Regions from separate parts of the Homo sapiens genome. Here region 1 is linked to region 2. A link is an interaction called in ENCODE POLR2A ChIA-PET data of the cell type or tissue named here. Cell type or tissue: PC-3. All regions are shown on one strand. Each heading gives the region's core, and the rest is flanking DNA. Links, peaks and the distances in the headings are about the cores only.

What was found. Peaks named below come from ENCODE experiments on the same cell type or tissue, not always from the same donor. Only the 100,000 strongest peaks of a DNase experiment are listed, where the experiment ranks them.
Region 1: POLR2A ChIA-PET joins it to region 2 with 28 read pairs; 2 of 35 experiments call an interaction of 5 or more read pairs at or near these places.

Annotation. Positions count from the first base shown.
Region 1 is chr1:201,830,044-201,845,529 of GRCh38, reverse strand. All of the region lies in intron 1 of IPO9 (importin 9), which reads right to left. Among named protein-coding and RNA genes, the nearest start is that of IPO9-AS1, 8.2 kb to the right of the region's middle. RefSeq lists an enhancer at 6,135-6,429. In PC-3, for the core only: no CTCF peak of the experiment used is centred there; no DNase peak of the experiment used is centred there.
Region 2 is chr1:202,071,159-202,086,644 of GRCh38, reverse strand. No RefSeq gene overlaps it. Among named protein-coding and RNA genes, the nearest start is that of GPR37L1, 44 kb to the left of the region's middle. RefSeq lists enhancers at 465-1,224, 1,225-1,984, 10,534-11,381, 14,029-14,528 and a cis regulatory region at 10,223-10,662. In PC-3, for the core only: no CTCF peak of the experiment used is centred there; a DNase peak (open chromatin) is centred at 9,564.

The DNA of each region.
Region 1 (15,486 bases), core at 4,888-12,887, 240 kb after region 2:
AGAATGAACAGCAGTTTTCTAGACTTGCTTACTACTGGTAGATACATAGGTCACAATAGGCTCATCACTTCCCTTTGGAGGGAGCTATGGATTGGTGTGATTAAGAGAACAGGCTGTTTAGGTTCAAATCCTGAAGCCACCATGCCTGTCATTAGGTAAGTTTCCTTTCTAAACCTCAGCTTCCTCACCCACAAAATAAGAATATTGGTATCAGGGCCGGGAAAGGTGGCTCACGCCTGTAATCCCAGAACTTTGAGAGGTGGGAGTGGGCGGATCACCTGAGGTCTGGAGTTCGAGTCCAGCCTGACCAACATGGAGAAATCCCGTCTCTACTAAAAATACAAAATTAGCCGGATATGGTGGCACATGCCTGTAATCCCAGCTACTCGAGAGGCTGAGGCAGGAGAATTAATTGAACCCAGGAGGCAGAGGTTGCGATGAGCCGAGATTGCGCCATTGCACTCCAGCCTGGGCAACAAGAGGGAAACTCTGTACGCCCCCCCCTCCCAAAAAAAATACTGGTATCAATATATCAAGCAATCCTTTTAAGACTGAATAATATAATATATGTAAAATGCTTTGTACAATATCTGCCATACTGGTAAAAACTTGAAAACAAAAATAAGTTATTTTGCTATTATTTTTTATTGTCTATCATGAATACACTGTTTGGCTTTCCCATCTATGTTCCACCTTAATTGGATTCTACTGAAATAGCCATCCAAAGGGCATTTATACAATAGAAAAGCTTAATACCAAGAAAGAGTTGTTACATGCAATGTTTCAGGTTCAGGGCTTATCCAAGTAACCAGGTTAATAACTGCTAAAAATGATCTATGTCCATATTTTACAAAATAATTTTTAAAGACTTACAGAAAAGCTGAACAGTACAGAGTTCATGGATATCATTCATCCATTTTCCTCTTACATAACCACGGTTCAGTGATCAAAAATCAGGAAATTAACATGGGTATAATACTATTAACTAAACTAGACTTGATAAGAACTTCACCAGTTTTTTTCCTTATTGTCCTTTTTCCTTCAGGATCCCACATTGTATCTGGTTGCCATGTCTCCTTAGTTTCTTCTAAAGTGTGACAGGTCTTCATTTTTGTCTTTTGTGACCAGAACACTTCTGGTGAATATCGATCAGTTATTTTGTAGAACGTGTCTCAATTTGGGTTTGACTAAAGTTTCCTCATGTTTTAGATTGAGGTTATACATTTTTGGCAAGAATACCAGAAAGTGATGCTGTGTCCTTCTCAGTATATCATATTAGGGAGTACATAATGTTGATAAAAATTTTATTACTGGTTATGGTAACCTTGATCACATGGCAAGGTCTGCTGGGTTTCTCTACTTATAGGTACTGTTTTTCCCTTTGTAACTGATCCAAATCTAGGGAGAAATATTTTGACATTTTGCTATTATCCTGTTTCTTTTCAAAGTCTCACCCACTGATTTTAGCATCCATCTGTGGGTGTTACCTGCCTAATGGTGATTTTGCATTTCTTTTATTCTCTTCACTTTATTAATTGGAATTCTTTTATAAGGAAGTACTGTCCCTTCTCCTTTATTTATTACAATATTATAAAATATATATTTTGGTTTTCATCCATGATTCCTGGTTCTCAGCTCCTGTAAGCCTTATTCTTTCCTAACTGACTACAGTAATAAGAATATCTTTTTTTTTTTTTTTTTTGAGACAGAATCGCACTCTGTCACCCAGACTAGAGTGCAGTGGCGCTATCTCAGTTCACTGCAACCTCTGTCTCCTGGGTTCAAGCGATTCTTGTGCCTCAGCCTCTGGAATAGCTGGAATTGCAGGAGTGTACCACCACGCCCAGCTAATTTTTGTATTTTTCGTAGAGACTGGGTTTTGCCATGTTGGCCAGGCTGGTCTTGAACTCTTGACCTCAAGTCTGCCTGCCTCAGCCTCCCAAAGTGCTGGGATTACAGGTGTGGGCCACCACACCCGACCAAGAATATATTTTCTTAAAAAGTATTTGGCTTTTGTCCTTGGTTCCTGAAGTAGCTCCTGAAGGATAAAGGTGAAAGACAGTCTCTTCTTACTTACAAGATACTTCTTTCTGTCTTTTTTCCCGCACATCACCTCAACTTTCCTTTTCTTTTTTTTTCCCCCATTCCCCTACCTGATGCAATGGTCTTAGGACCAGGGCTGCAACTACATGTGCTGGAAGCAGGAATGATTCCTAGGCAAGAAATTCTAACTACGTATTGTAACTTAGGTCAGAATTCCTAATGGACTGATGGGAATGGGTTGTGCCTTCACCCCATCCAGCAAAATTGGGGCTAACAGTTAATACAGCTATATTGCCTGACAGTAAAAATAGCCCACTAGTTCTGCACCTCTGTAACCTAACCCTATCTGAAGGGGGTGCACTGAGGAAGAGGTACTTGCTAGACTAGTATTGTTGCCTGCAATCTAGACCATCACAGTGGCTGATTGTAATGCTCCTTCCAAAGGTGGAAAAGTTTGGGTACTTATTAAGAGAGAAGAAACAGTAGCTCAGAGGAAAGAAATGAATAAGTGGATTATGAACTGAGAGGATTCCAATATCACATTAACACCTCAAAAGAGGCTCAGAGCAAGAGATGACATTGCTTCTTAGCTCAATTATATCAAACTCATGAAATGGTAAAGTTCTGTGTTTGCTAAGACTACTTCTGCTTTTGCAACCTCACAAGAATGAAAGGAAGCCTGCCAATCTGAGCAGCCTCACCCTGGGAGACACTCATACAATATGATGAACTAGACTATTAATTATTGAATGGGATTCTAGTAATGTGGCAGTATCTTTTGAGTTGGACATCCTATTGACATAAGGGATCAGGGTTCGAAGACCCAAGGGCGGACTGTGATATTGTGAAATATGTATTTGGTCTTCTACTTCATTTCCTGGCAAACAGCTCCTAAAATCCTCAGAAACTCCAAAGTGATGTCTTTTTGTATGCTAATAAGCTGACTTGATAGCTGGCAGCTCCTAGGTAGCTTCAGGATGGGGGCTGGTCACTGGAAATATCTAGGCAGGCTTAGAGGGTTGGGACTTTCATCCCCCCATCCCACCCTCTGACAGGGTAGAGGGGCTGAAGGTTAAGTTGATCATCAATGGTCAGTGGTTCAATCAATCATGGTAGGGTAATGAAACCTCCATAAAAATGCCAAAGAACACACTTCTGCATTCCACCCTTCCAGACCTCATCCTATGTATCTCTTCACCTGGCTGTTCATTTGTATCGTTTCGAATATCCTTTGTAGAAAAATCTGTAAAAGCATTTCCCTAAGTTCTGTGAGCTGCTCTAGCAAATTAATCAAACCCAAAGAGGGGAGTCCTGGGAACCCCAACTTGAAGCTGGTCTGTTAGAAGTTCCAGAGGCCTAGACTTGCAACTGGTATCCAAGCAGGTGGGGGCAGTTTTGGGGACTGAGCTTTCAATCTGTAGGATCTGATGCTATCTCCAGGTAGACAGGTTGGAATTGAATTGGAGGACACCCAGCTGGTGTCCACTACAGAACTGACTGCTTGTTTGCTGGTGGGGAGAAATCTCCACATATTTTTGAGATCACAGAAGTCTTCTGTGTTGACTGTTGTAGTGTGAGAGCAGAGGAAAAATGGTTTGTTTTTCCTAATATTTATTTATACCTATATGAACTCATAAGTATTTATTTTATTCTGTGAGTTTTAATCCAATACTATCTTATTTTTTTTGTTGCTCAAATTGTTCCAGCTTTGGCCACTGGAACTCCTTCCAATTAACTCCTGTGTACTTCTATACATCCCCATTCTTTATCAAGCACTTCCTTATTTTTTGAATACACAAGATATTCTATACTTATCTTGTATTTTCTCTGTCCAAGCCAAGATATCAACTTCTCCTCCAAGGAACCCTGCTGTCTTTTAGTGGAGAATTATATTTAGAAACCAAGATGTGAGCACTAGGTATGTTCATTGCTACAGGAGTATCACTATTCCTAGGCGTTCTCAGAGAACAGAGCTAGGAAGTACAGTATACCTAACCATATAGCCATCCATCCATTTATCATACTGACTGATAGCCCAGATGCCAATCCAAACCTCGAGGTTCATTCTACTCTTCCCTTATTTGTAACTTCTTTCTCTAACAGTGATACACTTGGCTCTCATCATCTATACTTATTTTTTCAATCTTAAAATATAAAGCAATTACAGAAGTATTAATCCATACCTTTGTGAAAAACACACCTATTAATTGAACTACAATTTTGGTGTATAGTTTTTTTAACTGTAACCTACATGATGCAGTCAAATACTATTTTACTATTTGTAAATACTATTTTACAAAGTTACTTAGGTTAGTTCTTCCTCTCACCTAAAAAGTTATGTTATTCATTTGTAAAACATTTAGGTTCATTTGTTACTACTTCTGCTCCATTTTTAGTGCCTCCCTATTGTTTGATTTTAATTTTAATTATTTATTTATTTTTGGTATGTGAAACATTACCATGATTCTCAGAGTCAAAGCTATACAAAAAGGAATATTCCAAGAAGTGCCACTTCTTCCTCAACCCTATTACCTTGTTTTCATTACCCACTTCTTTACAACTATTCCCCACCCACTACATGCAGGCAGGTAACCAAAATCAGTTTCTGATTTTCTTTCCTGTATTTCTTTTACACAAATGAGCAGACACATTTTTTTAAATATTCCCTTCTTGTTTACATGAAAAAGAGTATATTACAGACACTCTTTTGCACTTTGCTTTTTTTCAGCTAACATTATATCTTGGGATTTCCAAATCAGTTCAAAGAGATTCCTGAAGTTCTTCTCTACAGCTGCATAATATATGTAGATATACCATATGTTATTCGTGTGCTCTCCTCTGTATGGACAGTTAGTTTTTTTCTAATATTTTGTTTTAATAAAAATGCTGCAGTGAATAATATTGTGAATATGTATTTTTGAAATGTTGAAGATGTCTTCAGCATAGATTTTCAGAAGTGGGATTGTGGGTCAAGAGGTAAGTGCATTTGTGGAGCTACTGGGTGTGATCAAATTTTCCTTCAGAAGGATTGCACCAATTTGTACTCCTACCAGCAATACATAGGAGCATCTTTCCAGTCTTGCCAACAGAATGTGTTATCATATTTAAAATTTTTTGGCCAGGTGTGGTGGCTCACACCTACAACCCCAGCACTTTGGGAGGCTAAGGCAAGCAGATCACTTGAGCCCAGGAATTCAAGGCCAGCTTGGGCAACATGGTGAAACACCAAAATAGCTGGGCACGGTGGCTCATGCCTGTAGCCTCGGCTACTTGGGAGGCTGAGGTGGGAGGGTCACCTGAGCCCAGGAGGTTGAGGCTATAGTGAGGAGGGACTGTGCCACTGCACTCCAGCCTGGGCGACAGAGTGACACGCTGTCTCAAAAGTAAATAAAATAAATTTTTTTGTCAGCCTGACAGGTGATAAATGGTTAATTCAATGTTGTTTTAGATTATATTTCTCTAACCACAAGTGAGTTTAAACACTTTTTGTATGTCTGAGTGTTGTTTTGGTCCTTTGTTCCTCAATTTTTAAGAATTCTTTATATATTAAAGGTATTATCCTTTTGTCTGTAGTATACATTGTGGGGAAAAAAATTCCTCCCAGTTTGCCAGTTGTCTCTTGATTTTTTATGTGGTGTTTTTCCCATGTAAATTGTAAAAAAATTTTATGTAGTCAAATTTATCAATAAAATATTTTCTTTTATTGTCTCTGGATCTTGAGTCATATTTAGAATCCCTTTCCCTATGTCAAGTTTAAAGACAAAATCACCCATGTTTTCCTCTAGTACTTGTATGATTTAATTTTTTCTGTTTAGACTCCTAATCATTTTAGAGTTTATTTTTAAAAAATCTAGTGTGAGATATGGGTCTAATTCCAAATGGCTACACAGTCATAGCAGCACTTTTTTTTTTTTTTTTTTTTTTTTGAGATGGAGTCTTGCTCTGTCGCCCAGGCTGGAGTGCAGTGTCATGATCTCGGATCACTGCAAGCTCCGCCTCCCAGGTTCCCGCCATTCTCCTGCCTCAGCCTCCCGAGTAGTTGGGACTACAGGCACCAGCCTGGGCAACATGGTGAAACCCCGTCTCTACGAAAAATACAAAAATCAGCTGGGCGTGGTGGTGCGTGACTGAAGTCCCAGCTACTTGGGAGGCTGAGGCACGAGAATCACTTGGGCCTGGGAGGCAGATGTTGCAGTGAGCTGAGACTGAGCCACTGCACTCCAGCCTGGGTGACACAGCAAAATCTTGTCTCAAAAAGTTTCCTCTAGGCTGGGCGCAGTGGCTCACGCCTGTAATCCCAACACTTTGGGAGGACAAGGCAGGTGGATCACCTGAGGTTAGGAGTTCGAGACCAGCTTGGCCAACATGGTGAAACCCCATCTCTACTAAAAATACAAAAATTAGCCGGGCGTGGTGGCGGGCGCCTGTAGTCCCAGCTACTTGGGAGGCTGAGGCAGGAGAATCGCTTGAATCCAGGAGGCGGAGGTTGCAGTGAGCCAAGATCATGCCACTGCACTCCAGCCTGGGTGACACAGCAAGGCTCCATCTCAAAAAAAAAAAAAAAAGTTTCCTCTAATAGGTTCTTACACATTTCCTAAGCATTTACTTTTTTGTTGATACTGTAAATTGGTTTTGGTTTTTAAAAAACCATTACGTCCTCTAACCTTTTATGGTTTGTGTATGTGAAAGCTATTGATTTTTATATTTTATGTCCTGTTTTACTGAATTCTTAGATTCTTAATTCATTCTTATTATGCCTTTAAGCTGCAGTTTTTGATCCACTCCTATGGCACCTATTGTTTCACTCAGGAAAGTGGATTTTTTTTTTTGGCATGACCGCCACAGAAGAAGCCACATTCTTTCTGAAAGAGTTATTAAATGATTAAATCACAAGCAAACACTTGAAACTTGCACAATCCCCCTACAGATACTGCAATCCATTCTAATTCTTAGGATTAATTTGGTTAGTACAGACTCTGGTTAAATCTATAAAACCCATTTGTAGCAAGAGAAGAAACAACAGGTATCTACAACCCGAAGATATGGGAGTCAACTATCAGAACTGATTCTAAAACACAGATGAGTCAGATAATTCAGGAACATCTCTTGGATAGCAATGTTCCAGTTCAATGGAAAAAAGCACTCTAAAATGCACATGTGAAATCCATTTAAAGGAGAAAGACAACTAGTAAGGGCATCCACAATTCCTTTGAGTTCAGATACTTAGTGTGATAATGGATGATACTTAGACTTCATGGCTTCAAGTCTGCTTAGAATGTCACTGTCCACCCAGGATTGGCCTCCCTGGACATGGTGAACCAATTCTGGTGTGCCTTATGTAACTTCCTTCACAATAATCTACAAGCACATTCACAAATTATCTGGGACATAACAGCATTTCCTTTTTTTTTCTTTTGAGACAGAGTTGCACTCTTGTTGCCCAGACTGGAGTGCAATGGCGCAATCTCAGCTCACCGCAACCTCCACCTCCCGGGTTCAAGCGATCCTCCTGCCTCAGCCTCCCGAGTGGCTGGGATTACAGGCATGTGCCACCACGCCCAGCTAATTTTGTAGTTTGAGTAGAAATGTGGTTTCTCCATGTTGGTCAGGCTGGTCTCAAACTCCCAACCTCAAGTGATCCGCCCGCCTCAGCCTCCCAAAGTGCTGGGATTACAGGCATGAGCCCCCGTGCCTGGCCTAGTATTTTCTTTTAAGGCATGATTTAAATAATTTTTCCATAGGTCATTATGATTTGGACTTTTAATGTTCCTAGCAAGAGCATAATTTTTGGATCATTACTACAGGGACAAACTAAAACAAGATCAAAATGAAGAAATTCTTCAATATACAGTGTGAAAAGATACTGAGGAATGAGACTTTTTGAGAAGGGTTTGAAACTTAAGACTTTAAGCTTAAACAAATCTGAACAACTGTCCTTCCAATGAAAGCACTGATATTCATATAGCTGTAGGGTAATACTGAGGCTCACAGCTCACAAAAGGGAAAAAGAACCACACATTTTCCATCAGTTCACTCTGGCACTGATCACAGGAGTCATTAGAGCATGAAGACCAGGCAAACTTTACACATAGGTCCTATCACAGCTTAAGGGTCCTTTCTCATCAACCAGAGAATTCCAAGTCTTTTCTCTTCAGAGAAAAGCTTAGCATGAATATATTTTTTCCATATCCCTGCCAGAAGGATGCACTCCAGTGATGATCACAGTAGCTAGAAGCTCTTCACTCTAATACAGTAATAAGTTAATCATGTCTGGTAACCTATCAAAGATCATATACAAAATTCCACTAACCACCTTGCTTCACACATCACTGAGACTGGAAGGGATGGTGAGAATAAGAGATCATCAGAAGATTAAGACCAACGTAGGGGCCAAAAACCCAAGTTAGCCAAGGGATCTGTACCTACAACAAGTATTTTAAGATGGACTCCTTCTAAAAGCTAATTTCTTTCACGCATGAAAGAAGCAGCATTAAAGTTCAAGTAACATATATTTGCTCAAAAGCAGATATATAATGGCAAAGAAAATCTTCAAATAACATCATCATTGTTAACTAAAGACAAATTTTAAAATAAAATAGATGAACAGATTTCCTTCTCTACAGACCCCTACAGTTTCAAAAATTATGACCACATGTCCAACATGACCACATGTTTCAAAGCCTCAAAAATTCAAAGACAAAGAGCTTATTTGCATTAGGTTATAGGGGGATGAAAGAGGGAAAATACAAAATTCTTTTACTTAACCCAATTTATTCTGTCTAGACCACATACCTACTAGAAATACAAGGATATCACTCACCATTTAAGAGTGTCATACCCATAATACTTTAGTTTACTTAAAAGCTATATAAATAATTGTTTCCAAGGAGTATGATGTTGATGGTAAACTCCGTGCTATAAAACCGATGCAAAATTAGCTGGGTGTGGTGATGCACACCTGTAGTCCCAGCTACTAAGGAGGCTAACATGGAAGGATCACTTGAGCCCAGGAGTTTGAGGCTGCAGTGAGCTATGATCACACCACTGCACTCCAGCCTGGATGACAGAGCAAGACCTTGTCTCAATTAAAAAACAAACTAAGAAACAAACTAATGCAAAGAAGGAAAAGCCAGAAAATAATTCTAAAGCTCTTGGCCTTATTTTAAATCTGATCAACACATTTGCTCCTATCCATTGGTTTCTGTTACGTAGTAAAACCCTACTTACAGATTTTTCACTTAACAGAGATACAATATTTTTTGAAATACAACTAAGTATATTTGTTAAAAAAAAAGTACGTGTGTGTGTGTTGGGGGACTTCTGGTTTTACTGATTGGTGTCTGTTTTTTTTTTTTTTTTTTTTTTTTGAGATGGAGTCTTGCTCTGTCACCCAGGCTGGAGGGCTGGAGTGCAGTGGTGTGATCTTGGCTCACTGCAAGCTCTGCCTCCCGGGTTCAGGCCATTCTCCTACCTCAGCCTCCAGAATAGCTGGGACTACAGGCGCCCGCCACCACGCCTGGCTAATTTTTTTGTATTTTTAGTAGAGATGGGGTTTCACCATGTTAGCCAGGATGGTCTTGATCTCCTGACCTTGTGATCCGCCCTCCTCGGCCTCCCAAAGTGCTGGGATTACAGGAGTGAGCCACACTGTGCCCGGCCTGGTGTCTTTAACACAATGTCTTTAAAAATATGAGAAAGAATAGCCTAATAACTTACTCTGGGATGATGAAGGCAGGGAAAATATAAGAAACACAGACATAAATATCCGCTTTATTTTGCTTTGCTTGGAAACGACTGTTTAAGATTAAACTAACATTCAATCTATGAAGTTGAGCCAAAGGGCAACACTGCCAAGAGGGCTATATGAAGTTGTTTTCTAAAGCTATTTTTGTTAGGAAATTTAATTTCTCTAGTTCCCTTTCCCATGGTGAAATAAGGACAGTTCATTCTGTTAATCTGGGTTTTCACCCTGACTCTAGATTCTCCTTAATTATACCTTTATTCCTATCCAAAATGGCATCCTTTGACTTCCTAAGAAATCCTCTGCCCTCTTTCATTCTCTAGTCTCATTCTCTTTTAGTCTTTTGCTTCCCTCTCGTTATCCTTGCTCCCCTTTCTCTCTTATCACCCCATATGGCAAAAACATTATCTATCTAAAACTTGGTTTAGAAGGGAAAACCCAAAGGAGAGCATGGAGGATAAAGGATCACTTAAGAAATACATGCTATTGGTCTGAAGGGTCTCCTAGAGAGACAAGACTTGGCAGTACTTTGACAGTCAACTAATAAGAATTGTGAACAGGGATTGTTGGAGAAGGATGCGGTTTTGAGTAGACCCCCTGGACAAGCCCCCTATTTCTCATGGGAGTTGGTAAGCACCACAAAACCACAGCTGAAAGGAAAAAGAAAACTCCACCACTGGCCTTTTTCCGAGCGTGGCCGCCTTCCGCTCGGCTCAGTGCCCGCCACATGCCCAGGAGTGCGTCTGGATCCTTGAGGGGCGCCCTTCGCAGGTGGACAGTGCTTACGCTATACTGCAAAAGAGCCAGAAAAGTGCCCATGAGAACCAGAAAGCAAACTTCCAGCCAGCAGGATCATCTCTCTAGGCATCTAAGATGGGGAAATCAATACAGGTATCTCGGCAGCATCTGAATGCCAGGAAAGGTGAGGGAGAGATAATTTCCCCCCTCCCCTGTTCAACATAATGGTGGTAGAAGGGAAGAAAAATGTATTCTCTGTGACTTATCTACTGGGAACTAGACAAGGCCAAATGATAGGGGAAATGTCATCATTTGTAATAGGCAAAAAAGAAATAAGCAAAGAAGAAAATGTCCTAGGGTCTAAATCTAGTTATGTAAGAAAGTCTGTGCATGCTGGCACGAAGAATTAAAGCTTCTGAATGAAAGCAACCCATTCCACCACTTGGATAATGCCATTCTTAGAGGAAAAGTAGAGAAAGAAGTAGAAAAAGAGGGAAAGAACTTCATTTTAAGATATAAAAAAATAAAGCACGAATACACCAAAAATAAAAGGCTGACATTCTCAAAAGATGGTAATTCTCATGATCTCACCGTAAGTCAGACAAAAACAAAAGAAAAAGAGTTGATGAAGCTGAGTACAGAATATGAGACTTTGACGTAAGAGATCTTCGGTGGTTCATAACCTCTCCAGTCTTTTTAACTACTATGTTTGTAAAGTGCTTAATATGAACCTGCCTATTAAACAAAACAGAATTAGAAAGCATGCTTTAGACTCTTAGCAGTGCAACAAAAAAAAAAAAGAAAAGAAAAGTTTTTTTACTCTAACGAATAAAAAAACTTAAAAAAAATTTTTTTTACCCTATTTAGGTAGAAGTAAATTTCCTACAAACCTGATCAAACTCAAAATCTCAATCCTCCTAAGAAAAATGAAAGGGGCCAGGTGTGGTTGCTCATGCCTATAATCTCAGCACTTTAGGAGGATCACTTGAGGGCAGGAGTTCAAGGCCAGCCTGGTCAACACAGCAAGACCCCATCTCCAGAAAAAAACTAAAAAAATCAGCCAAGTATGGGCATGTGCTTGTAGTCACAGCCACTTGGGAGGCTGAGGTTGGGAGGACTGCGTAAGCCCAGGAGTTAGAAGCTGCAGTAAGCTATGATCACACCACTGCACTCTAGCCTGGGTGACAGAGCAAAACTCTGTATCTTAAAAAAAAGAAAGAAAGAAAAATGAAAGGTTAACAATTATCTGCAGAATACTGTACACCATAATAACTTCCAAACTTTCAAGCAATGTTCTTCTCAATTCAGGATGGGAGTGCTATCTGATGAAGGTGGTTACTGGCATCATCTCCTTATCTAATTAGCCCTGTTAAATAGACTTTAAATATTCAGAGAGGTTTGCTGGGTTTCTTCCAGATTCCAAGTGACTAGCAAAAATAGCAAGCACAGGGGCTCAAGAAAATCATTCCAGCCAGGCGCAGTGGCTCACGCCTGTAATCCTAGCACTTTGGGAGGGCAAGGTGGGTGGATCACCTGAGGTCAGGAGTTCGAGACCAGCCTGGCTAACATGGTGAAACTCCATCTCTACTAAAAATACAAAAATTAGCCTGGCGTGTTGGTACGCGCCTGTAATCCCAGCTACTTGGGAGGCCTAGGCATGAGAATCACTTGAATCTAGGAGGCGGATGTTGCAGTGAGCCGAGATCATGCCAATGCACTCCAGCCTGGGTGACAGAGCGAGACTCTGTCTCAAAAAATAAAATTAAAAAAAAAAAAAAAATCATTCCAGGACACCAGGCTGATGAAGTAACCTATCTTATCCTTTTCAGATTGACACGCTACATGAATCAAATGGATCTCTCACATACACACACTTCCTTGGCTTAAGAGAACAGGTGCCCATTCTGGAAAATGTGATAATTAATTATAGGCAATTTATTTATTTATCAGAAAATATCAGCTGGTACACTAAATGATCAGGACTACTCTAGGCTCCAGCAATCTTTATTTTCTAAGATAACTGCTTCTTAAAATCTCATCTATAGTACAATTTGGTCACAGCATGTCAACTTCTCTTGCCTGTCCTTTTAACAGGGAGTTGACAATTGACCTGTGTCCTTTCCCCATAAATTAGATATTCTTCCATTTAATCTTCAAGACAAGGGATCATCACCTGGTAGCCAAGGAAGGTAACAAATGTTTTTGGCAAAGGGAACGGACCAGTTAATCTTAAAGACCATGTGGGATCAGTCTCCTATGTGATGGACTAATAAACAGCTCACAAAGACAGTGTGGTTATTTGAGAGGACAGAGGGAGGACTAGATCTGGTTGTCACCTGATCCTGGGCCCCATGGAACCAAAAAATGATCAAAAGATTACCAGAACACAAATAATAATAGACACCAAATCCCAGATTTCTCATTAACTTCAAGTTTTAAGAGTGTTTCCGGCCTGGCCGGTTGGCTCATGCCTGTAATCTCAGCATTTTGGGAGGCTGAGGTGGGCAGACTGCTTGAGCTCAGGAGTTCAAGATCAGCCTGGGCAACATGGCTAAACTCCGCCTCTGCTAAAAATACAAAAATTAGCCAGGCATGGTGGTGCATGCCTGTAATCCCAACTACTTGGGAGGCTGAGGCACGAGAATTGCTTGAACCTGGGAGGTGGAGGTTGCAGTGAGCTGAGATCATGCCACTGCACTCCAGCCTGGGCCCTGGACCACAGAGTGAGACTCGGTCTCAAAAAAAAAAAAAGTGTTTCCTAGAATCAGAAAACAAGGTTCCTTCTACCAGGGTAAAACTAAAATGTGGGCTGGGTGCAGTGGCTCACGGCTGTAATCCCAGCACTTTGGGAGGCCGAGGCGGGTGGATCACCTGAGGTCAGGAGTTCGAGACAACCTGGCCAACATGGTGAAACCTCGTCTCTACTAAAAATACAAAAATTAGCCAGGCATGGTGGCAGGTGCCTGTAATCCCAGCTACTCGGGAGGCTGAGGCAGGAGAATTGCTTGAACCCAGGAGGCGGAGGTTGCAGTGAGCCGAGATCGCACCACTGCACTCCAGCCTGGGCGACAGACTGAGACTCTGTCTCAAAACAACAACAACAACAACAACAACAACAACAAAAGCAAAAAACACTAAAATGTGAAGCAACACCAAAGAAGTGGAAAGTAGTTTGCAAGAATGGCTCATCTTGCTCTGTAGGGCATTCTAATAGGAGGAACCATGTCCTGCCAGTTTCATCAGGCCAGATAGTTGGCTAAATCCCGGCTGGAAAGCTGGGTTCTATGTTTTCATGTAAAGAAGGGTTGAGGCTGGTAAAGAAGCAGCTACTATATTGCACCATGTTCAGAAAACATCTGAGAGATTCAGACAGAGTTTAAGGTGGGAGGTACTCTGAACCCAATGTCAAAGATAACTTGTTAAAGGCCACAAGAGGAAGAAAGCAGACCGCATCTGAGGGAATGGACCGCCATTCTCCACCTTAAAACAGGTACAGAAGGGGGTAAATCTCTATAGTTTTTTTGATAGACATTAAGGAGCCAGACTACTTAAAAGACACAAGCAGCCTCCAAAGGGTCCGAAGCATTGCACTAAACTCCAGAGACTGATCCAACCCTCTAACCAAATCCAAAACCTGAGTCATATGCTCTATTACTAGATCACCAATATCAGGTCACTGCATCGATGCCTTTCCATACTTTTCATTCTCATAGTCTGCCCAACAGCACATTACCAGTAAGTTATGGGGGTCGGGGGGCAGTCGATCTATTTCTCATCAGTGACTTAGATCAAAATTCTGTACTTCTGAAATTTAATTTTTCACTTAAAGGCTCAAAAAGATGCCAGGTGTGGTGGCTGAGGCCTGTAATCCCAGCACTTTGGGAGGCCTAGGTGGGAGGATCGCTTGAGTCCAAAAGTTTGAGGCTGCAGTGAGCCATGATGGCATCACTGCTCCAAAGTCTACACGATAGAGCGAGACCCAGTCTCAAGAAAAAAAAGATGAATAAAGTGAGGAATCAGAGTTTCAAAAAAGACCTCGAGAACTTTATAATTGACTTTGCCCAGATGAGACCATGGCATTTGGCTAAAGTTGAAAAGATCAGAGCAAAAGTGGAGTTGTTGTAAGACAGTTTAAATACAAGTCAAGGTCCACCTTTCATACAAAGGTGCCAGACATGCATTTGGAGCACCAGGAGCACTGGGTACCACTCAGGGAAGGTTTAGTTAAGATGAATTTGCACCAGACTCTCAAGTTTTATTCAGGTGACAACTTGAATGTGATGAGGTTCCTTTGCTTTGTCACTCTTCCTTCCTCATACTCAAGGGGGACAGACATTAATGTGCATAAACGAATTTTATTTAGAAGCCGCTAAAAATTCCTTTAGATTAGTTTATACATGGTTCTCAAACAGCTTTCTCCTAACCAGTGGTTTCTCCTGTATAGATCTGATATTTTATAAAACAATGACAATTACAAGTGGGCCTTCAAAATGGTCCTTAGCCTGTTAGATCCCAAATCTTAACATATTTCCAACAGAAGAAAATTTGTTTTCAACAGCTCTTTCATACTGTGAAAGAATGTAAACTAAATTTAAGAGAGATTTGTTCTAAATTCTTTTCAATAGAAATACGTCCAGTAGGAGAGCTAACTGAAGGTTTTGAATATGATGGGTGTGTGATGGGACAATTTCCCATATCTCTGATGAAGTATTTAAGTGGTGGTGGAAATATTCCTGAGTTGGGAGATTCTGAGGATTTGGAGTTCCAGTGAAGCTCTGACCAGATATATTTCTTACACAAAGACCAAGAAGATTTCTCCTCCTGTTTCTGGATTAAATTGTTCTTTGTGGTAGCTACACTGGACCCGGTGAAAGGCTCACGCGGCAGGAAATTGATAGAAAATCTCGAACCAATGGTTTATTTTCTTCTCCATCACTTTAAAGCACACAATAGAGGACGGAGAC
Region 2 (15,486 bases), core at 5,360-13,359:
CCTTGATGTTTGTACCAATTCTTGACTGTGAAATGGCGATCCTTACCCAGTCCTAATCAAAGCCCCTGCACTGCAAGATCCATCTTAAACCAAACTTCCAACAACCTTACCTTCCCCACTTGGAGAGACTGCCAAATCTCTGTCTCCCTCACCAAGGTGAGCAATAAACTGTGCTTTGTGATATCAGTAGATTGTACTAGTGATTTTGAGGAGCTGGCATTTAACACTTTCTACTTACCTTCCCCCTAAAATGAGCCATTCTGGTCTCCACAGGTGCAGCCCCAATAAGATCCCAAACCTGGCCTTCATCCTCCTAAACAGATGTGTTTCTGGAATTTCTCAGGGTCAAGCCAACTCCCTGCACTATGGCTGCCTCTGACTGGGAGGCCAGCCTAGGGCCCAGCCCACGCCTCCTGACATGTGGACAGAAGGAATGGGAGGCAGGGAAGGGGCTGGATTTAACTAACAAATGGATGAGGGGGGCAGAAGCCCTCACCAATCCAGACTTCTCTCCCAAGCAGGAAAGGGGAGCAAAGCAAAGTCCTCACGCTCTCCAACAGTCGGATTTGTTTTGCAAACTCTGAGGTCATCCTATGTTCAGGCCCCAGGGAAACTGTGAGGGCTGGGGGGAGGAGGAGGAGGCAGCTCCACAAGGGACACACACTGCTGCATCCAGACTCACTACCTCGTCCCCATCCCAACGTGCCCCTTCTTCATGCCTACTTCCAAATGCTCTCTAAGTTCTAACTCCCACTCTGCACAGCAAATCCTGCTCCCTACCCTGCTGCCTGTTTGATAGATGTGGAAACCTGCCAATGAGGAGCCAGCCCTTCCCCAAATGTAGGGGGGCACTAGATACCCCAACATCGGCCTCGACAAAGATAAAACTGCATGCATTTTGAGCATGAGGCTGGAGCAATTCAGAAAAAAGCCCCCTTTCACCCCTGTCTGAGGCCCCTGTGCCAGCAGCGGGACATCATTAATGCCCTTTGCCCATCATGGGCAAGCTCAATGGGAGCCAGGCAGCTGCCTCACCCAGCACTGCCCTGCCCCTACCCCCTTCCCTACCCGGGGTGGGGCTGTCCTTCCTCTCCCCGAGTGCCTCCTGGGGCTCGGGTCCCAGGGCTATACAAAGAGTCCTTTGTCTGTGCTGGAAACAATTGTTCTCCCCTTTATGGAAACATGGGCTGTGTCTCATAATCAAGCCTTCAGAGGCTGGATCAAAGTGCACTGCAGCTTGGGTGCTGGGGATTATGTAGTTGCCCTCGAAGCCACTGACAACCTGTCATCTGCTCCTAATCTTTACCTGTTCCAAACCCACTGAGAACACCATTTCTTCCATGGGCTGGGCCTGTGTGAGCCCTTGGAGAGGGAAGGGAGCTGGGGGGGACAGGAGGAGGACCGGGTGGGTCTCCCCCTCCTGGCACCCAGGGCTCAGGTTACAGCCCCTGACAACACAGCATTGGGTGTGAACGTGCAGGGAGGCACTACCTGGTGAGAAAGGGAGGTGCCTGATTTGGCCCAGGGCCACCCCCCATCTCCGGGATCTTCAGTCAAGGGGGGAACCACCCTTCAGACTCACAGGGGCCTCTTCTCCCTATTTGCTTTGGCGTGGAGTGAATCTCTGCCCAGAGACACATGGGACGGGGTCCCTGTTCTGCCCACAGCTCTCTAGCCCTCTGCCTGTCACCACCCAGCCCCTTCCCACCTCGCGATTCCTCCTCCTCCTCCACCTTGTGGCCCTCCCCACCGTCCCCTGCATCGCCCACACAGGAAAGACTGGCTGGCTCCACTCCCACGTGGGCCTTCCCTTCTCCATCAAGCCAACGTAACCAGGCCTGGAGGCTGAAAACATGCAGGCTCCAGACCACAAACTCCTCCTTTGCCTCCAAAAACATATCCACACACCTTTTCCAGAACGCAACAAAAACAAGTCCTAAATCACTCACCTGGAGATTAAAACCAAGTCTGTCCTCCAAGGTTGGAGCCTTTCTGGGCTAGTGCTACAATCGGTGCACAAAAATCACATTATTAGAACTGGACAAGCTCTTAGGGACAAATTTAGGGGCTTGTGAACCTGTTCCTCTCAGTCACACGCAAAGTTTTGTGCACCAACTCATTATTCTGGAGGTATCTATAGATTATGTTGGTATTTCTTTTTTTTTTTTTTTTTTTTTAGACGGGGTTTCGCTCCTGTCGCCCAGGCTGGAGTGCAATGGCACGATCTTGGCTCACCACAACCTCCGCCTCTCCGGTTCAAGTGATTCTCCTGCCTCAGCCTCCCAAGTAGCTGGGACTACAGGCATGCGCCACCACGCCCAGCTAATTTTTGTATTTTTAGTAGAGACGGGGTTTCACCATCTTGGCCACGCTGGCCTCGAATTCCTGACCTCATGATCCACCGGCCTTGGCCTCCCAAAGTGCTAGGATTACAAGCGTGAGCCACCACACCTGGCCTGATTCTGTTAGTATTTCAAACATAATTTAAGAATCGGCCTTGGCCAGGTGTGGTGGCTCACACCTGTAATCCCAGCATTCTGGGAGGCCAAGGCAGGCGGATCACCTGAGGCCAGAGTTCGAGACCAGCCTGGCCAACATGGTGAAACCCTTGTCTCTACTAAAAATACAAAAATTAGCCAGGCGTGGTAGCAGGCGCCTGTAATCCCAGCTACTCAGGAGGCTGAGGCAGGAGAATCACTTGAACCCGGGAGGCGGAGGTTGCAGTGAGCTGAGATCCTGCCACTGCACTCCAGCCTGGGGGACAAGAGGGAGACTTCGTCTCAAAAAAAAAAAAAAAAAAAAAAAAAAAAGAATCGGCCAGGTGCGGTGGCTCATGCCTGTAATTCCAGCACTTTGGGAGGCTGAGGCGGGTGGATCGCCTAAGGTCAGGAGTTCGAGACCAGCCTGGCCAACATGGTGAAAACCCGTCTCTACTAAAAATACAAAAATTCACCCAGCATGGTGGCGCATGCCTGTAATCCCAGCTACTGGGGAGATTGAAGCAGGAGAATTGCTTGAACCTGAGAGACGGAGGTTGCAGTGAGCCAAGATCGTGCCATTACACTCCAGCCTGGGCGACACGAGCGAAACTCCTTCTCAAAAAAAAAAAAAAAAAAAAAAAATCCATGTAGTCCAGTCCATATCCTTTTACAGATGGGGAGACCGAGCCTCCGAGTGAGAAAACTTTTGTTAGGTCTCCTAACCCCCAGGCCACAGACAGATCCCTGCTCTTTCCTGTGTAGCTTGTCTCCCTGCCAGCAATCACCCACAGGGGTTCCTGGCTTTTTGCAAAGATCACCGTTAATTCAAATGTCTGGGAGACCCCGTCCTTCCCCGGAGGAAGCTTACAATCAAGCGGAAGTGGAATACGTAAGAACTGACAAGCCAGTGATGGCTGAAGGTGGCTGACCAGGCACAGTGGCTTACTCCTGTAATCCCAGCACTTTGGGAGGCCTAGATGGGTGGATCACTTGAGTCAGGAGTTTGAGACCAGCCTGGCCAACATGGTGAAACCCTGTCTCTACTAAAAATACAAAAATTAGCCAGGCATGGTGGCATGCGCCTGTAATCCCAGCTGCTCAGCAGGCTGAGGCAGCAGAATCACTTGAACCCAGGAGGCAGAGGTTGCAGTGAACCGAGATCACGTCACTGCACTCCAGCCTGGGCAACAGAGCAAGATTTTGTCACAAACAAACAAACAAACAAACAAACACACAAACAAACAAAAAAGCTGATAGCCCGGGATATGAATAAATGCAGAGTTCAATGCAATGCACTGAGATAGCATCAAAAGCAGGCCTACTACAAATACACATGAAAACTAGTCTTCCCAGGCCGGGCGGTGGCTCACTCCCGTAATCCCAGCACTTCAGGAGGCTGAGGTGGGCAGATCACCTGAGGTCAGCAGTTCAAGACCAGCCTGGCCAACATGGCGAAACCCCGTCTCTACTAAAAATACAAAAATTAGCGGGGCATGGTGGCATGCGCCTGTAATCTCAGCTACTCAGGAGGCTGAGGCACGAGAATTGCTTGAACCTGGGAGGTAGAGGTTGCAGTGAGCCGAGATCACACCACTGCACTGCAGCCTGGGGAACAGAGCAAGCCTCCATCTCAAAAAAAAAAAAAAAAAAGAAAGAAAACTAGTCCTCCCAAAAAGGCAGTCCAGGGACCTCTGTCCCACCTTCAGGTCTGGCTGGCTGTGGGACTGTGGGGTCAAGGCTGGCCCGCTGACCAGAACAGAGCCCCTGACTGGGCTTTGGTGTGCGTCCTGCCCCCAGGAAATTAGTGTTCTGTTCAAGAGACAGGACACAAGGCCCCCCGACAGCAGCCAGAGAGTTCAAACCCTCCATGGCTCTGCATCTTACCTGTAAAAGCCAAAGTCCTACAAAAGCCCGGTGCTATCTGCCCCTGCCCTAGACTTCATCTCCACCCCCGCACCCTTGGCTCTGTTCCATCTGCACAGGCCCCCTTGGCTTTCCTCACAGGAGCCGCACATTCCAGCTGCTGGCCTTTATAAAGGCAGAAAAGTGTGATCACTTTTCTCACCCACCAGGAGGTTAACAAGAGAAAACGTAACAGATTTATTTAATCAAAGTTGGGTTTTGTTTGTTTGTGTTTGTTTTTCCTCACTCTGTAGCCCAAGCTAGAGTGCATGGTGGGATCTCAGCTCACTGAAGCCTTGACCTCCTGGGCTCAGGTGATCATCCTACCTCAGCCTCCCGAGTAGCTGGGACTAGAGGTGCACACCACCATGCCTGGCTAATTTTTTAAATTTAATTTTCATAGAGACTGTGTCTCACAATGTTGCCCAGGCTGGTTCAAGCAATCCTCCCACTCAGTCTCCCAAAGTGCTAGAATTACAAGTGTGACCCACTGGGCCTGGACTATTTGATCAAAGTTTTATGTGTTCACAACCAGCCTGGGCAACATAGGGAGACCTCATTTCAATAAAATTTTTAAAAAATTTTGAGACAGCCTTCAGAAATGAAGACCCAAAGACCTGGGGAAAACTGTCTGAGTTTATGCTTAAAGGTTGATGAGGAATGGTAGCTGTGTAGAAATGTGATTGGATGAAGGGGTATGATCTAATGCTCAGTGACTGAGAGAGGAAACAGCAAGGCCTGTCTGCTTGATTCTCCTTGGCTTCTCTGTGTAACCTTTCTTTCTTTTTCTTTTTTGATATGAAGTCTCACTCTATTGCCCAGGCTGGAGGGCAGTGGAATGATCTTGGCTCACTGCAACCTCCACCTCCCAGGTTCAAGCAATTCTCCCACCTCAGCCTCCTGAGTAGCTGGGATTACAGGTGCATGGTACCACACCCGGCTAATTTTTGTATTTTTGGTAGAGACAGGGTTTCACCATGTTGGCCAGGCTGGTCTCAAACTCCTGACCTCAAGTGATCTGCCCGCCTTGGCCTCCCAAAGTGCTGGGATTACAGGCGTGAGCCACTGTGCCCAGCCTGTGTAGCATTTCTTCTTCCTAGGCATGAGGAAGGACCCCTCTGGGATGAGGGTCTTTAAGGGAGAAGGGAGAGAGGGAAAATGACCTCTCTAGGTTTTGCTTTCTGGGAGAGGGATTCTAGTTTCTATGGCCTTGGGGAAGAGGAATTCTGGTTTCTGTGACTTGCCTTGAAAGAGAAAGGTGAGCAGCAGGGCAGGAGGTCAGAGAGACTCTGCTTCCGAGGCCTTCCCATCTCCTTTAGTTCAAAATACTCAGCATGCCTTACTTTGGGGAATTGTGTTCTGAGCCCTGCCTGGAAGTCTCTTCTCTGAGGTGGTTCCACAGCTCTATCCTCAGGCCAGCACTGAAACCTTCTCTTAACCAAAACATCTGAGAGGAGAACACATCGAAGCCTACCCTCACCCGTTTCATCTCCATCCTTTTCTTTCTTCTGCTTTGTTTTTCTTCAGGGAACATATCAGCACCTGACATAATTGTGTGTTTCATTATTGTTAACTGTATTTTTTTTCAGGTTTTTTTTTTTGAGATGGAGTGTCGCTTCGTTGCCAGGCTGGAGTACAGTGGCGTGATCTCGGCTCACTGCAAACTCCGCCTCCCGGGTTAAAGTGATTCTCCTGCCTCAGCCTCCCGAGTAGGTGGGACTACAGGTGTGCGCCACCATGCCCAGGTAATTTTTGTATTTTTAGTAGAGACAGGGTTTCACCATGTTGGCCAGGATGGTCTCGGTCTTTGACCTCGTGATCCACCCACCTCGGCCTCCCAAAGTGCTGGGATTACAGGCATGAGACACTGTGCCCGGACTTTTTTTTTTTTTTTTAAGTAGAGACAGGGTCTCCCTATGTTGCCCAGGCTGTTCTCAAACTTCTGGGCTCAAGGTATCTACCTACCTCCACCTCCCAAAGTGCTAGGATTACAGGTGTGAGCCACCACGCCCGTAACAATAACCACAATAATTGTTGTTAATTGTATTTTGATTGTCAGTTGCTCCAAGTAGAATATTAGCCTCATGAGGACAGAATTTTTTTTTTTTTTTTTGGAGACAGGTTTTCACTCTGTCACCCAGGCTGGAGTGCAGTGACACGGTCTTTGCTCATTGCAGCCTCAACCTCCCAGGCTCAAGTTATCCCCCTGCCTCAGCCTCCTGAGTAGCTGGGACTGCAGGCAGGCACCACCACGCCTAGCTAACTTTTGTATTTTTTGTAGAGACAAGACTTTACCATGTTTCCCAGGCTGGGAGGACAAGATTTTTGTGTTTTGTTCTCTGCTGTATCCTCAGTGCCTAAAACAGCACACAGTAGGAATTCAATAAATATTTCAATGACTATTGTTGAAAGAATATAGGAGGCCGGGTGTGGTGGCTCATGCCTGTAATCCCAGCACTTTGGGAGGCCGAGGTGGGTGGATCACGAGGTCAGGAGTTCAAGACCAGCCTGACCAAGATGGTGAAACCCTGTCTCTACTAAAAATACAAAAAATGGCCGGGCGCGGTGGCTCACACCTGTAATCCCAGCACTTTGGGAGGCTGAGGTGAGTGGATCACGAGGTCAGGAGATCGAGACCATCCTGGCTAACACTGTGAAACCCCGTCTCTACTGAAAATACAAAAAAAAATTAGCTGGGCATGGTGGCGGGTGCCAGTAGTCCCAGCTATTTGGGAAGCTGAGGCAGGAGAATGGCGTGAACCCGGGAGGCAGAGCTTGCAGTGAGCCGAGATCGTGCCACTGCACTCCAGCCTGGGTGACAGAGCGAGACTCCGTCTCAAAAAAAAAAAAATACAAAAAATTAGCCAGGCATGGTGGAATGCACCTGTAATCCCAGCTACTCGGGAGGCTGAGGCAGAGAATTGCTTAAACCTGGGAGGCGGAGGTTGCAGTGAGCTGAGATCGCGCCACTGCACTCCAGCCTGGGTGACAGAGCAGGACTCTGTCTCAAACAAAAAAAAAGAAAGAAAGAATATAGGAAAAGGGGGCCAGGCATGGTGGTTTATGCCTATAATCCCAACATTTTGGCTGGGCGCGGTGGCTCACGCCTCTAATCCCAGCACTTTGGGAGACTGAGACGGGTGGATCACAAGGTCAGGAGATCGAGACCATCCTGGCTAACATGGTGAAACCCTGCCTCTACTAAAAATACAAAAAAAAATTAGCCGGGCATGGTGGTGGGCGCTTGTAGTCCCAGCTACTTGGGAGGCCGAGGCAGGGAGAATGGTGTGAACCCGGGAGGCAGAGCTTGCAGTGAGCTGAGATCGCGCCACTGCACTCCAGCCTGGGGGACAGAGCGAGACTCCATCTCAAAAAAAAAAAACAAAAAAAACCCCAAAAACCAACATTTTGGGTGACCAAAGCAGGCAGATCATATACGGCCAGAAGTTTGAGACCAGTCTGGCCAATATGGTGAAACGTCATCTTTACTAAAAATACAAAAATTAGCCAGGTGTGGTGGTGCACATCTGTAATCCCAGCTACTCGGGAGGCTGAGGCAGGAGAATCACTTGAATTGGAAAGGCAGAGGTTGCAGTGAGCCGAGATCGCACCACTGTACTCCAGCCTGGGTGACAGAGCAGGAGTCTTATCTCAAAAAAAAAAAAAAAAAAAAGACTATATGAAAAGGAATATTAGATAAAACACATGGCCCTAGTTTCCCCATATGGAAAATGGGAAGGATTAAACTGGATCTAAGATTCCATCTGTTTCCAGGAGTCAGGCAGGCTGTGCTGGGGCGGCCTGGTTGGGCATGGAGGTGGGGCTGAGAGGGACAGTTTCCTCACAGGCTTCAGAACAAGCCTGTATGTGACTGGCAGGGTGGGGCAGGGCGTTGGGGGAGGGGCGATGGAAGGACTTTGCTAAGGATCTATCCAGAAGACTTCAGAATTCCCTGAATGAGGCAGGTCCAGATGTGGGCAGCTTCAGGTCAGGGCATGGGGGCCCTTCAAATAAACAGCAGCAGGCCGGGCGCGGTGGCTCACACCTGTAATCCCAGCACTTTGGGAGGCCGAGGCAGATGGATCACCTGAGGTCTGGAGTTCGAGACCAGCCAGGCCAACATGGTGAAACCCCATGTGTACTAAAAATACAAAAACTTAGCCAGGTGTAGTGGCGGGTGCCTGTAATCCCAGCTACTCAGGAGGCTGAGGCAGGAGAATCGCTTGAACCCAGGAGGTGGAGGGCCGAGATCGTGCCACTGCACTCCAGCCTGGGCAACAAGATTGAAATTCTGTCTCAAAAAAACAAAAACAAAAAAACTCCAAACATTTGCAGAGCACTTCCCACAGGCCACAGCCTGTCTGACCTTTCCAGACCAGTAAAGCAGGCCATCCCTCCAGCTCCTTTCCTCAAGGGCCCTTCCAGCATCATTCGGGTCTCAGGCTAAATGTCACTTCCTTGGAGTGGGCTTCTCTAATCACACCCTGTCACCCTCTAGCAATCATCCTATTTTAATTTCTCACATAGCACTTGGCATTCCCTGTGGATTCTCTGGTTTGAGGTCTGACTCCTCCATTTGAGTGGAAGTCCCATAAGGGCAGGGTCTGTCTCCTTCACCACAGCATTCTTCACCTGGGGCAGCACCCAGGGCAGCACCAGAAGACAGGTGAAGAGAAACCCTGTTTTATAGCTATGAAAACAGAAGCACAGAGGCTAAGTGTCTGGCCCAAGGTCTAACAGAGAGTCAGTACCAGAGCCAGCATCCATCCTCCCATGCTGACCCTCCTGCTCACCATGCCTGTCTCTCTGCCCTGGCTACCACATGGCAGCCAAAGTGAGTTTTTCTTCTTCTTTCTTTCTTTTTTTTTTTTTGAGATGGAGTCCTGCTCTGTCGCTAGGCTAGGGTGCAGCGGCACAGTCTCGGCTCACTGCAACCTCCTCCTCCTGGGTTCAAGCGATTCTCCTGCCCAGTCTCCCAAGTAGCTGGGATTACAAGTACACACCACCATGCCCGGCTAATTTCTGTATTTTTAGTAGAGACGAGGTTTCACCATGTTGGCCAGGATGGTCTTGATCTCCTGACCTTGTGACCCATCCGCCTCAGCCTCCCAGAGTGCTGGGATTACATGCGTGAGCCACCGCGCCCAGCCCAAAGTAAATTTTTCAAAACATAGACCAGATTCCTTCTGACTCACCTTCCTGTGGGTTGGTTTTCTGCATATCATCATCTCCAGACTTCTTATCTAGGCCTGTCTGACTGTCCTCATCAGGCCTCTGCCCACCATCCTCTTCTCTCCAGCTTCTATTTAACCCCCAGATCATGCTCACTCCTGCCCCAGGACCTTTGCGCTGGCTCTCTCCTCTCCAGGAAGGTTTTGGCATGGCTCATTCTTATCCCCCAGGGTATTTGTAGGAAGGTCATCCTGACCACTCTAAAGCCACCCTGTGCTGTCCCCATAGTCCCTCCCCACCACAGCCCTCTTAGACTTTCCTCCATTGCACTCAGCACCCACTACAATTATTGATTTATCTTTTGTCTCCGGCTACCCAGAACACAGCCCAGTGAGAGTAGAGACCATGCCTGGTGGCATCCTCGGTGCATCTCCGGTGCCCAGAATGGTGCCTGGCACAAAGTGGGCACTCATAAAATATTTGTTAAATGAATGGATGCAGGAGTGAATACATTTGAGAAAAAGAACCAATGGGCAGGAAAGAAATGAGGTTGGAAAGGCAGGGCTGGGGGCTGAGGGTCATTTCATAGAACAAGCACAGAGGCCTGCAGGCCCAGGCGCGGACCTCAGGAGAGATGCACAGACTACCATTAAGAGACAGTGACACTGAGGTTCCTCGCGGTGCTGGGAAGTCTGACTTGAGAGTACAGTGCTGGTTATGATTATAAACTGGCAAAAGGCAAACAGGCGAGACTGGTGAGCTTAACCCAGTGCATCTCACTCCTCTTATCAAATTTCTCTGAAGCTGTTATCTCTCTGGACTTCAAACAGCTGCCTCTTATCTTCAGCCCAGCCCAAGCAGTTATCAGGTTCTAGAATAACAGCTTTCCAGGCTGCTAGGAGCAGAGCCCAGTGCCAGGTCTCCAGCCTGGCGTGAGGAAGGCCAGAGTGTGTCTTCCCTGCACTCAGCAGGGCCTATTCACTCCCAGTCCCCAGAGTCCCTCATCACAGCACAGGAAGGGTGGGAGATAGGCTGAATCTCAATGAAGCCACTTTGGGTAGGGGCGGAGCAAAAAAAAATTTCTACTCACAGTTCCACCAACCTGTTAAGGGACTGGTCCTGAGTCTCCTCTTATCACCTGAGCCACAGGTTAAAGCCTTAAATGGGACCCCTGGGACCCCAGAACATGACCCGGATGTCAGGCCTCCTCTGAGAATATCCCAGTCCGCAGCACCCTTTAGTGCCAGAAGAGAAGTTTACCGGAGAGAAGTAGGCCCTCCTATGTGCCTTGGTCTACTCTGACCTAAGAAATCACTCCTCAGCCACCCAGGACCAAGTCACCTTCAGAACTTTGAAGCCAGATGTGTGAGAGGGAGACTGAGTCACTCTGCAGGACAGATCAGGCCCTCAGGGTTCTGCCTCCTCACCATCCCGGCAGGACGCAGAGCTCCAGCAAAGTCCAGGAGGCCACAGGCTGACATCCACCTGGCCTCACTTCATACCAGGTGGTGCACTGGCCCAGGCCCCATAGACAAGGGACAGCCAGGGCCCTCCCTACACCCTGGGGTAGGGGCAGGAGCCAGGGCAGGACAACGGGCACAGCATGACATGCCCTGAAGGACTTGTGCCTGCTGCCTCCCACCGGTGCCCTCCCTCTGTTAGCTATAGAGATGTGTGTAAGTCTGAGCCATGGGAAGGCTTCCTAAGGCATCTTTAGAAGCTGGCCAGACCCCTCACTTCCTGACTTCATTCCCCCTTGAAGCAGGGGGTGCCAATAAGGAAAAAAAGCACATACAGAAGTGACATTAGCAACAGCATGTCAACACCTGTGCAGAGCAGTTTATCAGTAAACAAAGGCCAGAGCACAGGGCAGAGAGGGGAGCTTGGACTTGACCCTGTGGACAAAGGGAAGCTGTGGTGGAGCTTTAAGTAGGGGGTGGACAGCACCAGATTTGCATGTTTGAAAGACCCTCTGGCTATAATGAGTGGGGAGGAGCCACAGACAGAAGGGACAGACTTGCAGGAGGAGCTGTTAGCAGTGCAGGAGAGAAACTGACCATTTGAGAGAGTCCTCAGTACGCATGTATTTTCTCAATATAAAGACACTGGTTCGGCCAGGTGCGGTAGTTCACGCCTGTAGTCCCAGCAATTTGGGAGGCCAAGGCAGGCAGATTACTTGGGACCAGGAGTTCAAGACCAGCCTGGACAACATGGCAAAACCCTGTCTCTGCTAAAAATACAACACTTAGCCAGTCGCAGTAGCGCATGCCTGCAGTCCCAGCTATTCAGAAGGCTGAGGTGGTAGGATCGCTTGAGTCCAGGAGGCAGAGGTTGCAGTGAGCCAAGATTGTGCCACTGTACTTCTAGCCTGGGTGACAGAGTAAGACTGTCTCAAAAAAAAAAAAAGACAGTGGTTCGAGACCAGCCTGGGCAACACATAGTGAAACCCTGTCTCTAAAAATAATTAAAAATTAGCTGGGTGTGGTGGTGTGTGCCTGTAGTCCCAACTACTTGGGAGGCTGAGGTAGGAGGATTGCTTGAGCCCAGGAGGTTGAGGCTGCAGTGAGCTGTCATTGTGCCACTGCACTCCAGCCTGAGCAACTAAGAAAGACCCTGTCTCAAAAAAAAAAAAAAAAAAAAAAAAGCACTAGACCAGGCACAGTGTCTCACGCCTGTAATCCCAGCACTTTGGGAGGCCAAGGTGGGCAGATCACGAGGTCAGGAGATCGAGACCATCCTGGCTAACACGGTGAAACCTCGTCTCTACTAAAAATACAAAAAATTAGCCAGGTGTGGTGGCAGGCGCCTGTAGTCCCACCTACTTGGGAGGCTGAGGCAGGAGAATGGCATGAACCCGGGAGGCGGAGTTTGCAGTGAGCCGAGATCGTGGTACTGCACTCCAGCCTGGGCAACACAGCAAGACTCTGTTTCAAAAAAAAAAAAAAAAAAAAAAAGACACTAAAAGCCAAATTCCAAGCATGTGGAAGCTCATCAGTTGTTTTTTTTTGTTTTTTTTTTTGAGATGGAGTCTCACTCTGTCGCCCAGGCTGGAGTGCAGTGGTGCAATCTCAGCTCGCTGCAAGCTCCACCTCCTGGGTTCACATCATTCTCCTGCCTCAGCCTCCCGAGTAGCTGGGACTACAGGCGTCCACCACCACACCCGGCTAATTTTTTGTTGTTTTTAGTAGAGACAGGATTTCACCGTGTTAGCCAGGATGATCTCGATCTCTTGACCTTGTGATCTGCCTGCCTCAGCCTCCCAAGTGCTGGGATTACAGGCGTGAGTCACTGCGCCCGGCTCATCAGAAGTTTTTAACTGTTTTTGAAAAAGTCTTCATCCTCCAAAAGGCTGGGAAGGCCTCCATGTATAGGTAACACCCAAGCCCCTTCCTCAGGCCTCCAAAGCCTTCCAAGATGGGGCCCAGCCTCATTCTCCAATGCTGTGCCCTTGTTTGCACCCCAGTGTCCAGCATGAGGCCTAGCCCCCTTTGCCCAGGTAACCACAGTGACCCATGCCTCCATGCCACTGTGCAGGCTGTCACTGCTGCAAAGCATTCCCCACTCCGTCCTGTGTCTTGTTCAACGCTCAGCACAGCACCTGGCCCATGGTAAAGCTCTCAATCAATATGTGTTTTACACACAGCAGAGGTAATCACTCCCTCTACCTCCATGCGGAGTACACACCTCTAATATCGCACTTACGTTGCTCGGCAATAGCCTGTTTACTTGACATGTCCACTCAGACGGCGAGCTCTTTGAGGGCTGGGACTCTTTCATCTTTGTGTCCTCACTGCCTGGCACACAGTAGGTACTCAATAAATGCTTGTTGAATGACTGCGTAAAACCCATCTGAAGCTTCTCTAATCACTTCTGAGAAACCTTAGTACATCTATGGCCCTCTTTTTTTTTTTTTTTTTTTTTTGAGACAGAGTCTCGCTCTGTCGCCCAGGCTGGAGTGCAGTGGTGTGAGCTCGGCTCACTGCAGCCCCCACCTCTCGGGTTCAAGTGATTCTCCTGTCTCAGCCTCCTGAGTAGCAGCTGGGATTACAGGCGCCTGCCACCATGCCCAGATAATTTTTGTATTTTTAGTAGAGACGGGGTTTCACCGTGTTGGCCAGGCTGGTCTCGAACTCCTGACCTCAGGTGATCCACCTACTTTGGTCCCCCCAAAGTGCTGGGATAACAGGCATGAGCCACTGCGCCTGGCCAGGCACCTCCTGTATCTCCCTCACCACACTGCTCTGTAGCCCAGCAGTTAATCCAGGTACCTCAGACAAGTCCAGGTCCAAATCCTGGCTGCACCATTTGATGATGACCTAGCACACCCCTTGAGCCTCAGGTTTCCATTTGGTGTCCATATTCCATTAGGGAAGTGGAAGAATGCAATCAGATAATTCATGGCAAGAGTTTGGCAAATGTCAAATAAATGCCAACTTTGTTATTCTGGCCTCACCCACAGTTTTCTCACTCCCAGAATCCTAAAGCCAGCCGTTTAGTGCCTCAGAGACCTTGCTCTTAGAGAGATAAGATGCCCTAGGTGTGGCCAAAGAATAAGAAGGTCCAAAGTGAAGATAACATTTTAAAAAATGTGTAGAATAGAATGAGTAATAAGAAAAGGAAGGCTGGCCAGGGTAGCGACAGAATCAGGAGGGACCTTGAGGCTGCCTGGGAGTGCCTGTGTGTATTGGCGTGGCAGAGCCAACCGTCAAGGTCCGGCACCGGCCCGCCCAGCATCTGGGTTCTGCTGCAGCTCTTCTGGCCAAGGCTGGGTGGCCACTTCTCCCCACACCGCTCAAGGGTTCTCCTTCCTCAGCTAACTGGCTCTCCCCACAAACATGCTGTGAATTTCCTGGGGTTGCTCTCCAGTTAGGGATTGAGAGGCCTTAGACGTGAAGGGCAAAAATGTCATTAAGAACCCAGACTGGCCGCCTAGCATATATGGCATTCCCTGGGCCTCATCGTTCTTTTTTTTTTTTTTTTTTGAGACGGAGTTTCACTCTCGTCACCCAGGCTGGAGTGCAATGGCGCGATCTCGGCTCACTGCAACCTCTGCCTTCCGGGTTCATGCGATTCTCCTGCCTTAGCCTCCTGAGTAGCTGGGACTACAGGCAGGCACCACCACGTCCAGCTAATTTTTTTGTATTCTTAGTAGAGACGGGGTTTTGTCACATTGGCCAGGCTGGTCTCGAACTGCTGACCTCAGGTGATCTGCTTGTCTCAGCCTCCCAAAGTGCTGGGATTACAGGCGTGAGCCACCGCACCCAGCCTTAATTTTTATATTTTTAGTACAGATGGGGTTTCCCCATGTTGGCCAGGCTGGTCTCGAACTCCTGACCTCAGGTGATCCACCCACCTCGGCCTCCCAAAGTGCTGGGATTACAGGCGTGACCTACCACGCCCGGCCCATAATTCTTCATTTGTAAATTGGGATAGCAATTTCTATCTCATAGAATTTTTTTTTTTTTTTGAGACAGATTCTCTCACTCTCCCACCCATGCTGGAGTGCAGTGGCGCGATCTCAGCTCACTGCAACCTCTGCCTCCCAGGTTCAAGTAACTCTCCTGCCTCAGCCTCCAGAGTAGCGGAGACTACAGGCAAGTGCAGCCACAGTCAGCTAATTTTTGTATTTTTAGTAGAGATGGGGTTTCACCATGTTGGCCAGGCTGGTCTCAAACTCCTGACTTCAAGCGATCTGCCTACCTTGGCCTCTCAAAGTGCTGGGATTACAGACATGAGCCACTGCACCCATCCTATGTCATAGAATTTTAATTTTAAGTTAGATCATGTTAGGTTGGCCATATAATTTATTATCCAAACCAGGATACTTTTGAAAGTGAAAGGAGGCCACTGTCCACATTTACACTGGAACAATAGGCCTAAGCCAGGACTGCCCGGTGAACAGGGAGGTAAGGTCACCTTGGGTTCTGCTTAT